2 separate regions of the Homo sapiens genome follow, and region 2 is linked to region 1. Evidence: read pairs that join two places in POLR2A ChIA-PET (ENCODE). Cell type or tissue: PC-9. All regions are shown on one strand. Each heading gives the region's core, and the rest is flanking DNA. Links, peaks and the distances in the headings are about the cores only.

What was found. ChIA-PET counts read pairs that join two places held together with the same protein. Peaks named below come from ENCODE experiments on the same cell type or tissue, not always from the same donor. Only the 100,000 strongest peaks of a DNase experiment are listed, where the experiment ranks them.
Region 2: POLR2A ChIA-PET joins it to region 1 with 7 read pairs; 1 of 35 experiments calls an interaction of 5 or more read pairs at or near these places.

Annotation. Positions count from the first base shown.
Region 1 is chr22:37,506,254-37,511,618 of GRCh38, reverse strand. It overlaps CARD10 (caspase recruitment domain family member 10), which reads left to right. Exons shown (of 20, transcript NM_014550.4): 4 at 1,198-1,407; 5 at 2,937-3,092; 6 at 3,665-3,790; 7 at 5,236-5,365. Among named protein-coding and RNA genes, the nearest start is that of CARD10, 10 kb to the left of the region's middle. RefSeq lists enhancers at 1,839-2,665, 2,666-3,494. In PC-9, for the core only: a CTCF peak has its summit at 2,976; DNase peaks (open chromatin) are centred at 2,341 and 2,808; H3K4me3 peaks cover 882 bases; H3K27ac peaks cover 2,980 bases.
Region 2 is chr22:38,335,946-38,341,310 of GRCh38, reverse strand. It overlaps TPTEP2-CSNK1E (TPTEP2-CSNK1E readthrough), which reads left to right. Exons shown (of 15, transcript NM_001289912.2): 5 at 4,605-4,703. Among named protein-coding and RNA genes, the nearest start is that of CSNK1E, 21 kb to the right of the region's middle. In PC-9, for the core only: no CTCF peak of the experiment used is centred there; a DNase peak (open chromatin) is centred at 5,100; H3K4me3 peaks cover 809 bases.

The sequences.
Region 1 (5,365 bases), core at 273-5,272:
AGAGAGGGGCCATGACTTGCCCAGGGTCACACTGAGCTAGAGACGGAGCTGGGGTCTGACCCTGTTTTTTTTTTTTTTCTCCTTCTTTCTTTCTTCTTTCTTCCTTCTTCCTTCTTTCCTCCTCCCACTCTGCCCTCCTCCCGCCTCCTCCTTCTCCTTCTCCTCCTCCTCCTTCTCCTTCTACCTCTTCCCCCTCCCTCCTCCTCCCCTCCTCCTCCTCACCCCCTTCTCCTTCTTCTTCTTTTTTTTTTTTTTTTTTTTGAGACAGGGTCTCGCTCTGTTGCCCAGGCTGGAGTGCAGTGGCACGATTATGGTTCACTGCAGCCTCAACCTCCCAAAGCTCAAGTGATTCTCCCGCTTCAGCCTCCTGAGTAGCTGGGATAATAGGCGCGCACCACCACACCCAACTAATGTTTTAAATTTTTTTTGTCGAGACGAGGTCTCACTGTGTTAACTAGGCTAGTCTCCATCTGCCCGCCTCGGCCTTCTAAAGTGTTAGGCCTGGTTTCCCTTATTCTTTTTTTTTTTTTTTTTTTTGAGACAGAGTCTTGCTCTGCTGCCCAGGCTGGAGTGTAGCGGCGCAATCTTGGCTCACTGTAACCTCCATCTCCTGGGTTCAAATGATTCTCGTGCCTCAATCTCCCTAGTAGCTGGGACTACAGGCATGTGCCACCACGCCCAGCTCATTTTTGTATTTTTAGTAGAGACGGGGTTTCACCATGTTGGTCAGGCTGGTCTCAAACTCCTGACCTCAGGTGATCCACTGAGGGCCCGCCTCAGCCTCCCAAAGTGCTGGGATTACAGGCGTGAGCCACTGTGCCTGGCCCCACTTCTTCTTGATGCGGCCCTCCTCCTTTTCTGCCATGAGAATACTGGGCTAAATTGACGGGAGTCAGTGTCAGAAGTGCGGGACAGACAGCGTGTCGTGATGCAGCATGTCCGCCCACAAGTTCTTAGAGTGGATTCCCCTGGGAGGGTGTCCTTGGCCTTGCTACCCACTGCTCCTTCCTCAGCCCTGTTTGTTTTATATCTGTCCAGCCTGTCCTGTTTTCATAGACAAGCCTGGGGAGGACTCCTGCTTCGGCTTCTCTGGGAATCTGGGAGGCACCCAGGAGTGAGGGAGCAGGTCTTCCCACCCCTGTAACCCGTGGCTCCCAGTGTGTCTCCCTCTGGGCTGACCCATGTCTTGGGCTCCAGGTGGATCAGCTCAAGCTCAAAGTGAGTCGGCTGGAGGAAGAGTGTGCACTGCTTCGAAGGGCCAGGGGCCCGCCCCCTGGGGCAGAGGAGAAGGAGAAGGAGAAGGAGAAGGAGAAGGAGCCAGACAATGTGGACCTTGTCTCTGAGCTGCGTGCTGAGAACCAGCGGCTGACGGCGTCACTGCGGGAGTTGCAGGAGGGCCTGCAGCAGGTACCAGGGCCAGGGCTTGTGGGCACAGGCTGGGGGGTGGTCAGGAGGGCCTGCAGCAGGTACTGGGGCTTGTGGGCACAGGCTGCGGGGTGGGGGATCAGGAAGGCCTGCAGCAGGTAGCAGGGCCAGGGCTTCTGGGCACAGGCTGGGTAGCGGGGCTCAGGAGGGCCTGCAGCAGGTACCAGGGCTGGGGCCCATGGGCACGGGGGTGGGGGGTGGTCAGGAGGGCCTGCGGTAGGTACCAGGGCTGGGGCTTGTGGGCACAGGCTGGCAGGAGGTCAGGAGGGCCTGCAGCAGGTACCAGGGCTGGGGCCCATGGGCACGGGGGTGGGGGGTGGTCAGGAGGGCCTGCGGTAGGTACCAGGGCTGGGGCTTGTGGGCACAGGCTGGCAGGAGGTCAGGAGGGCCTGCAGCAGGTACCAGGGCTGGGGCCCATGGGCATGGGGGTCGGGGGAGGTCAGAAGGACCTGCAGCAGGTACCAGGGCTGGGCCTCGTGGCCATGGGGGTTGAGGGGGGGTCAGGAGGGCCTGCAGCAGGTACCAGGGCCAGCGTTCATGGGCACAGGCTGCGGGGAGGTCAGGAGGGCCTGCAGCAGGTACTAGGGCCAGGGCTCGTGGACATGGAGTGGGGGTGGGGGTCAGACCCGGAAAACAGGCCCTCTTGCTGTTTGCTTATCCTCCCAAGGCCTGGGAAGCTGAGGATTTCAGAACCAGGGATCTGAGATCTGGATGGAGTCCCGGTAGCCTCTTGCCTGAAGCTCTGAGCTGAGGGCCCTTAGCACGTGGCTGTCCCTGGTTGTCTGGTCTAGGGTGTGTGAGCAGCCTCCAGAAGGTCCTCAAACTCCCTAAAACTGCCCCCCTGATTTTGAGTGTGAGCATTTTTCTGGGGAAAGGGCCCCAGCTTTAATTTGATTTGTAGAGGGTGTGGCCTGGGGGCCCTAGGGCTTGCTTAGTGTCCTGCGGCAGGTCAGTGGCAGGTCAGCAGCTGCATGGGCCTGCCTCCTGGCCATTGTTCCACACAGGAAGTGGGGGATGAGAGCCAGTGTGTTTCATGGGGTTGGGGCACTTGGCTGGGGTGTGGGTCTGGGGGCAAGATCTTGGGCCCAGGGTCTACCTGTATGGGCCAGGCTCAGCCCCTTGAAGACCCCTAGTCATGGGGGTGGGAGTAGGTCTTGGGAATGGCCTCCGTCTGCTGCCCTGGATGGTGGGTGAGGGCCAGAGCACGAGTGTGTGCCTGGTGCTTGTTTAGGAATAATCCTGGGTGAACTTGTCCAGTCACACCCTTCTCCACTTAGCTTATTAGCTTACTTGTACCCCAGATACTCCCTGGAGGGTGGGTAGGGCTTGTGGGGCCACACCCACTCTGCCGATGGGGAGACAGAGATCCAGAGAGGGTCGAGGCCCCGGGCCAGCATGGCAGAGCTGGTCAGGTGGGTTTGGAGGGCTGAGAGCTGCGTGTCCCCTTCCTTCCCACACCCAGGGTGGGCCCCTAGCCAGACCCTGAGGTGGCCCTGCCCTGTGATCCCCAGGAGGCGAGCCGGCCGGGGGCCCCGGGCTCCGAGCGCATCCTGCTGGACATCCTAGAGCATGACTGGCGGGAGGCGCAGGACAGCAGGCAGGAGCTGTGCCAGAAGCTGCATGCCGTGCAGGGGGAGCTGCAGTGGGCCGAGGAGCTGCGCGACCAGGTGGGGCCCTGCCCGTGCCCTGCCCCTTGTGCGGGAGGGTGTCAGGCAGGGCCTGTGTGCTCACGCCTTCCCTGAGCATCTGCTTGACGCAGGCGCCGCGCTGAGAACTGCATTCATTTGTTCTCAGATGTTGACGGAGGCACCCTTCTAGGCGCTTGAGATGCCGCAGTGAGCAAAACAAAGGTGCCTTTTCCTTGAGGGGGAACTCCAGCAGGGGAGACTGGCAGTATGTGAGATACACAGTCCCACGTCAGCTATTTCATGTAGTCAAAGGCGATGAGCACCGTGGGAGATGCAGAGCTGGGGAAGGGGCCGGTTGCAGTTTGAGTGGGGAGGCCAAGGGTGGCCGGATGGGTGAAATGATGATCATTCTTCTCGTTTTACAGATTAGGCAGTTGAGGGCCTGTGAGGTAAAGTCAGTGGCTCAGACCACTCCACTGGGCAGGAGGGGACTTGTTATTGGGTCTCAGACTGTTGGTGAGCGTCTCTCACTGGCCCTCCTGGGCACCTGCTGGTTAGCTTTCTCATGGTCCCCAGCCCTGTGGTCTGACCCCGCCCCGTGCCACCCTCAGTACCTGCAGGAGATGGAAGACCTGCGGCTCAAGCACCGCACGCTGCAGAAGGACTGTGACCTGTACAAGCACCGCATGGCCACTGTCCTGGCCCAACTGGAGGAGATTGAGAAGGAGCGAGACCAGGTGAGCCCAGCCTGCGTGTACGAGGCCCTGGGCCAGTTGCTGCTTCCCATATGGGAGGAGACAAGGAGCAATGGAGGGGACTAGAATGGTAGAAAGAGACGTTAGCCGCTCCCTGTTGGGTTAGGACGGGGCACAAAGGCTGGGGGAACCAGACAGGAGACCTGGAGCCCTTGAGATACCAGCCTTACACCCTGGACCCACTGGCCTCATCTGAGCTCCTGTGGCAGTTACAGAAGCTGGTCCTGGTGTCTTCATTTTTGAATCCCTTGTTCTGTCCATCTCAAAGACAAGGCCAGCACAGAGGGAGTGCTTACAAATAGAAGCCGATGAAGAAATTCTCAAAAGTTTTGGCTTTCAGTCCCTGGGCACTATGACCCTTGTCTCCTGCCAAGGTTGTGGGGTGGGCTGAGGACCTCCGGCCAGTGCCACCAGGCCCCCGAGCCTCCTTGTGTGAGGTTCCATCTGCAGCGGGGAAGGGCAGGAGGTTTTTGTCCTTAACCAGGTGTGAATCCCACTAGAGGAGTTGAAGTCTGTATATTATTGTTGTTATTACTTTTTGAGACTGAATCTAGCTCTGTTGCCCAGGTTGGAGTGCAGTGGTGCAATCTCAGCTCACTGAGGCCTCCCAGATTCAAGTGATTCTCCTGCCTCAGCCTCCCAAGTAGCTGGTATTACAGGCATGCCACCATTCCTGGCTAATTTTTGTATCTTTAGTAGAGACAGGGTTTCACTATATTGACCAGGCTGGTCTTGAACTCCTGGGCTCAACTGATCCACCTGCCTCAGCCTCCCAAAGTGCTGGGATCAAAGGCATGAGCTCCCATGCCCAGCCGAAGTCTGCATATTAGAAATGCCCTCAGAATCCCCTGGCAAGCTTGAAAGTGCAAATTTGGGGCTTCATTCTCTGGACGTTCTGATTCAGGTGGTCTGGGGTGGGCCCCAGGAATCTGCATTTTATGGGGCTGCCCCCGGCTCTCTCTGAGGCATGGGTGACAGGTCTGGACCATGGGCCCAGCTCTGGAGCCCCTGGTCTTCACTGTGGATGCAGTGGGCTGGGTTTGACTCCTGGCTTCTCCACTGACTGGGATGCTGGGAGTGAAGCCCCTGGCACACAGCAGGTCTCGTGGAAAAGTTTTCAGTTCTTGGTGAAATGGTGAGAGCCTGGATTCTGCAGATGGACTGCCCGATTTGAATCCCAGCTCTGTCGCTCCTGGCTTGGTTTCCCCAGTCTGCAGAATGAGAATAATGATATTAATAGTATCTAACTTAGCCAGTTAGTGTGAAGATATTTAAATGAGCTGATAATTTAGCTCAGGGCCCGGCACACAGTGCTCAGTAAGTGATAGCTGCCATTCTCCTTACTGTCCCCATTCTCCAAGTCATAGGCCAGGAAAGCTGGGCCAAGGTGGCTCCTTCAGCTGCTGCCTCCCCTCCCCCAACCCTAGGCCATCCAGAGCCGTGACCGGATCCAGTTGCAGTACTCACAGAGCCTCATCGAGAAGGACCAGTACCGCAAGCAGGTGCGGGGCCTGGAGGCGGAGCGGGATGAGCTGCTGACAACGCTCACCAGCCTGG
Region 2 (5,365 bases), core at 268-5,267, 830 kb before region 1:
AATCGCTTGAACCCAGGAGGCAGAGTTTGCAGTGAGCTGAGATCACACCACTGCACTCCAGCCTGGATGACAGAGACTCCATCTCAGAAAAACAAAACAAAACAAAAAAAAAACCCCAACAAGGATGCAGTCGACTAAATCCAGACTGTGGGGCTCAGTCTAGAATCTTACTCGGTGACGAAAAGGAAGGAGGACCTGACACACATTACAACATGGATGAACCTTGAAAACACGACACTGAGTGAAAGAAGCCAGACGCTGTCTCCATTTACATGAGCTGTCCAAAAGAGGCAAATCCAGAGACAAAAGTCCATTAGCGGTCCCCAGAGGCTGGGGGGAGGGCTGAAGTGGGGAACGACTGCGAGTGGAGATGGGGTTTCTTTTTTTTTTTTCTTTTTTTTTTTTGAGGCAGAGTCTTGCTCTGTGGCCCAGGCTGGAGTGCAGTGGCGCGATCTCGGCTCACTGCAGGCTGTGCCTCCCGGGTTCACACCATTCTCCTGCCTCAGCCTCCCGAGTAGCTGGGACTACAGGTGCCCGCCACTACCCCTGGCTAATTTTTTGTGTTTTTAGTAGAGACGGGGTTTCACCGTGTTAGCCAGGATGGTCTCGATCTCCTGATCTCGTGATCCGCCTGCCTCAGCCTCCCAAAGTGCTGGGATTACAGGCGTGAGCCACCGCGCCCAGCTGGGGGTTTTTTTTAGGTCAATAAAAATATTGGGGAATTAGGCTGGGCATGGTGCCTCACGCCTGTAGTCCCACTGCTTTGGGAGGCCGAAGTGGACAGATTGCTTGAGGTCAGGAGTTCAAGACCAGCCTGGCCTACGTGGTGAAGCCCCATCTCTACCGGAACTACAAAAATTAGCCAGGCATGGTGGCAGGTGCCTGTCCCAGCTACCCAGGAGGCTGAGGCAGGAGAATCGCTTGAACCTGGGAGGTGGAGGTTGCAGTGAGCTGAGATCATGCCACAGCACTCCAGCCTAGGTGACAGAGTGAGACTCCATCTCAAAAAAAAAAAAAATTGGGGAATTAGATAGTATTAGTGGTTGCAAAACCTTGTGAATATACTAAAAGCTACTGACATTTTCTTTTCTTCTTTTGAGATGGACTTTTGCTCTTGTTGCCCATGCCGGAGTGCAGTAGCGCAATCTCGGCTCACTGCAACCTCTGCCTCCCTGTTTCAAGTGATTCTCCTGCCTCAGCCTCCTGAGTAGCTGGGATTACAGGCTCCTGCCACCATGTCCATCTAATTTTTGTATTTTTCGTAGAGACAGGGTTTCACCATGTTGGCCAGATTGATCTCAAACTCCAGAACCTCAGGTGATCTGCCCGTCTTGGCTTCCCAAAGTGCTGGAATTACAGGCTTGAGCCATTGTGCCCGGCTATATATAAAATATATATTTTATATATTGTATAAAATATATATTTTATATATTGTATAAATTATATATTTTACATATTGTATAAAATATATATTTTATATATTGTATAAATTATATATTTTATATATTGTATAAATTATATATTTTATATATTGTATAAATTATATATTTTATATATTGTATAAATTATATATTTTATATATTGTATAAATTATATATTTTATATATTGTATAAATTATATATTTTATATATTGTATAAATTATATATTTTATATATTGTATAAATTATATATTTTATATATTGTATAAATTATATATTTTATATATTGTATAAAATATATACTTTATACATTGTATAAAATATATAATTTATACAATATATAAATTATATATTTTATACAATGTATAAATTATATATACTTTTATATATTATATATTTATATGTAATATATATATTATGTATAATATATATATTACATTATTGGTGGATGGGCCTGATAGCTGACCTCTCAGTCTTGCAGCTTGAACTCTGGGAAGCTCTGTCCTCCCTGGGTCCTTTCTGGGTTGGCACTGCCAGCCTCAAAGCCCCCTGGGTGGGAGGAAGGGGCTCCCCCTCAGGAAGAAGGCAGGGTGAGACTCCTGCCCCTCACACTCTGTGGTTTCCTTCCACACTGCCTTTTTTTGAAGCTGTTGCCCAAGGGTAAACAAACTCTGCTCCTTGACTCCCTTTAGCCCAGTGGGGGCTGGTAGCCTTTTAGCCTGGTGGCTAACCAGGAGTTTGCCTAAGAGGCCCTGTTGGGCTTAGAACAGAAAGGCCTCTGGCCCTTTCTACACATGTGACTTTGGGAATCAACCTCTCAGACCCTCCTTTCCTCATCTGTAACATGAACAAATAAGAATTCCTACCCCAGGACTATGGCAAGGATTACATGAAAGAGGCTTATCCTAGATTATAGTAGGTGCTCAACTAATGGGAACTTTTTTTTTTTCTTGAGTCTTGCTCTGTCACCCAGGCTGAAGTGCAGTGGCGTGATCTCAGCTCACTGCAGCCTCCGCCTCCTGGGCTCAAGCCATTCTCCTGCCCCAGTTTCCTGAGTAGCTGGGATTACAGGTGCCCGGCATCATGCTTGGCTAATTTTTGTGTTTTTATTTTTACGTTTTTATTTATTTTTATTTTTTAGATGGAGTTTTGCTGTTGTCACTCAGGCTAGAATGCAATGGTGTGATATCAGCTCACTGCAACCTCCGCCTCATGGGTTCAAGCAATTCTCCTGCCTCAGCCTCCTGAGTAGCTGGGATTACAGATGTGTGCCGCCCTGCCTGGCTAATTTTTGTATTTTTAGTAGAGATGGGGTTTCACCATGTTGGCCAGGCTGGTCTCAAAGTCCTGACCTCAAGTGATCCACCTGCCTTGGCGTCCCAAAGTGCTGGGATTACAGGTGTGAGCCACCGTGCCCTGAAACTGGGAACTTTTTAAGGAATGAAGAAACTTAGCTGGGCGTAGCGGCTCACGTCTGTAATCCCTGCACTTTGAGAGGCCAAGGCAGGCGGATCATCTGAGTTCAGGAGTTCGAGACCAGCCTGGCCAATGTGGTGAAACCCCGCCTTGACTAAAAATACAAAAATTAGGTCGTATGTGATGGCTCACGCCTGTAATCCCAGCACTTTGGGAGGCCAAGGCAGGTGGATCACGAGGTCAGGAGATCGAGACCATCCTGGCTAACATGGTGAAAACCTGTCTCTACCAAAAATACAAAAAACTAGCTGGGTGTGGTGGCGGGCACCTATAGTCCCAGCTACTCGGGAGGCTGAGGCAGGAGAATCGCTTGAACCTGGGAGGCAGAGGTTGCAGTGAGCCGAAATTGCACCATTGCACTCCAGCCTGGGCAACAGAGCAAGACTCCGTATCAAAAAAAAATTTTTTTTAATTAAAAAAAAAGAAATGAAGAAACTTTATAAAAGTGATATAAGCTTATTAGATGTTGAAAAAGCAGGAAAACAGAAGGATAATAAAGAAGCCTCATAGTGCCACCACCCAGAAATAATCGTAGTGAACATTTTCCTTCCAGACTCTTCCTTGTGCATAAATTGTTTTGCTTTTAAGTATAGCTGTGACCCTGCTGTCACCACACATTGACATCCTGCTTTTATTCTCTTCATATTATAACATATTTCCTCATATTATTATAAGCTGTTTGTAAACATAACTTAATGCTTGCATAATATTCTATCGTGTGTTTGCTCTGTTAAAGAACCCCCTTCTCTGGACACTTAGACCAGCCCCAACCCTCCCCATTATAAAGAACTCCACAATGCCTGGGTGCAGTGGCTCACGCCTCTAACTCTAGCACTTTGGGAGGCTGAGGTAGGTTCATCACTTGAGCCCAGGAGTTCAAGACTAGCCTGGGAAACATAGTGAGACCCCACCTTTTTTTTTTTTTTGAGACAGGATCTCACTCTGTTGCCAGGCCGGAGTGCTGTGGTGCGTTCTCTGCTCACTGCCACCTCCCCCTCCCAGGTTCAAGCTATCCTCCTGCCTCAGTCTCCCAAGTAGCTGGGACTACAGGCATGCACCACCACACCCAGCTAATTTTTGTATTTTTAGAACACACGAGGTTTCACCATGTTGGTCAGGCTGGTCTTGAACTCCTGACCTCAAGTGATCCACCCACCTCTGCCTCCCAGAGTGCTGGAATTACAGGCATGAGCCACCACGCCTGGCCAGAGACCCCATCTCTACAAAAGATGGAAAAATTAGAAAGGTGTGGTGCTCGCCTGTAGTCCCAGCTACTCAGGAGACTGAGGTGGGCAGATGGCTTGAGCCCAGGAGTTCGAGGCTGCAGTGAGCCGTGATCACACCACTGCACTCCAGCCTGGGCAACAGAGCAACACCCTCCCTGCTTCAAAAAAAAAGTAAATAAAAAGATCTCCACAATGAACAGGTATTCTGCATGACTTCCTTGGAAGAGATTTCCAGAAATGGAATTGCTGCCCTAAGGCAAACGCTAATTTACGACTCTTGGGCAGCTGGAACCTGTCCGACAGAGCGGAGACCCTTATCTCTGCCACCACCAGCAGGCTGATATTTTCAAGAAAAAAATTTGCCAAATACAAGCAGTCTCAGATAATACAAAGAAGATGGAAAGTTTCCGGAGCGCAGGTGTCAGATCCAAAGATAACTTGACCCAAACACCCCGATCTCCATGTCCCTATCTCTCTCTTAGGTGTTGGAGCGGGCCGGAGAGAAGTAGAGTGGGCTGCGAGGAGAAGGAAACAGGCCTTTCGGAGGCTCCTCATCCCTCGGAGGTCATCCCTTACTCCAGGTGATCTGAACCTGAAGTCCGAGGCCCCAAGAGTTCTAAGTAACCCAGGGGTGGAGGTGGGGTGGGGGATCCCAGCTCTTTCCGATCTGGGAGATCAGAAAGATGCTCATCTGGGAGAGTGGGACCTCCCCTTTCAGTCCGCCCACCCCCGAGGACCGCACTTGGAGGGCCGCACTTGGAGGACCGCGCCTCCAAGGCGGGCGCGGCTGACGCCCGGGGCCCAGGCCATGTGGGGCGTGCGTGCCGGGAGAAGTGTCCCAGCGCCTCACCCCGCAAGCATGAGAACCACGAAACCCCCGGGGCCGGGAAACCGGGGCGGGGCGGGGCGGGGCGGGGCCGGGAAGCGGCGCGGGGCTGGGCCGGTGACGTCGCGGCCCCGCCCCCGGCCGGCTCCCTCCTCCCGGAGCGCTCCCCAGCGGAGTCCTCACCTGCAGGCACAGGTGTGCGCACTTCGCATCTCGAAGGCCGGCCAGCAAGCTTCAGGTGAGCGCCAGCAGCAGCTGGGGGTAGGTGCTGGGAGGAGGAGGGCCCGGGGTGGGGGTCCTCACTCGACGGAGAGGAGAACCGGGTCAAAGGAGAGGAGGAGGAGGTGGGCGTGGGTCTGTGGAGATACTGCCTGCTCCCCCCAAATCCTCCCTTGTCTCTGGGTTATAGTCACGTTG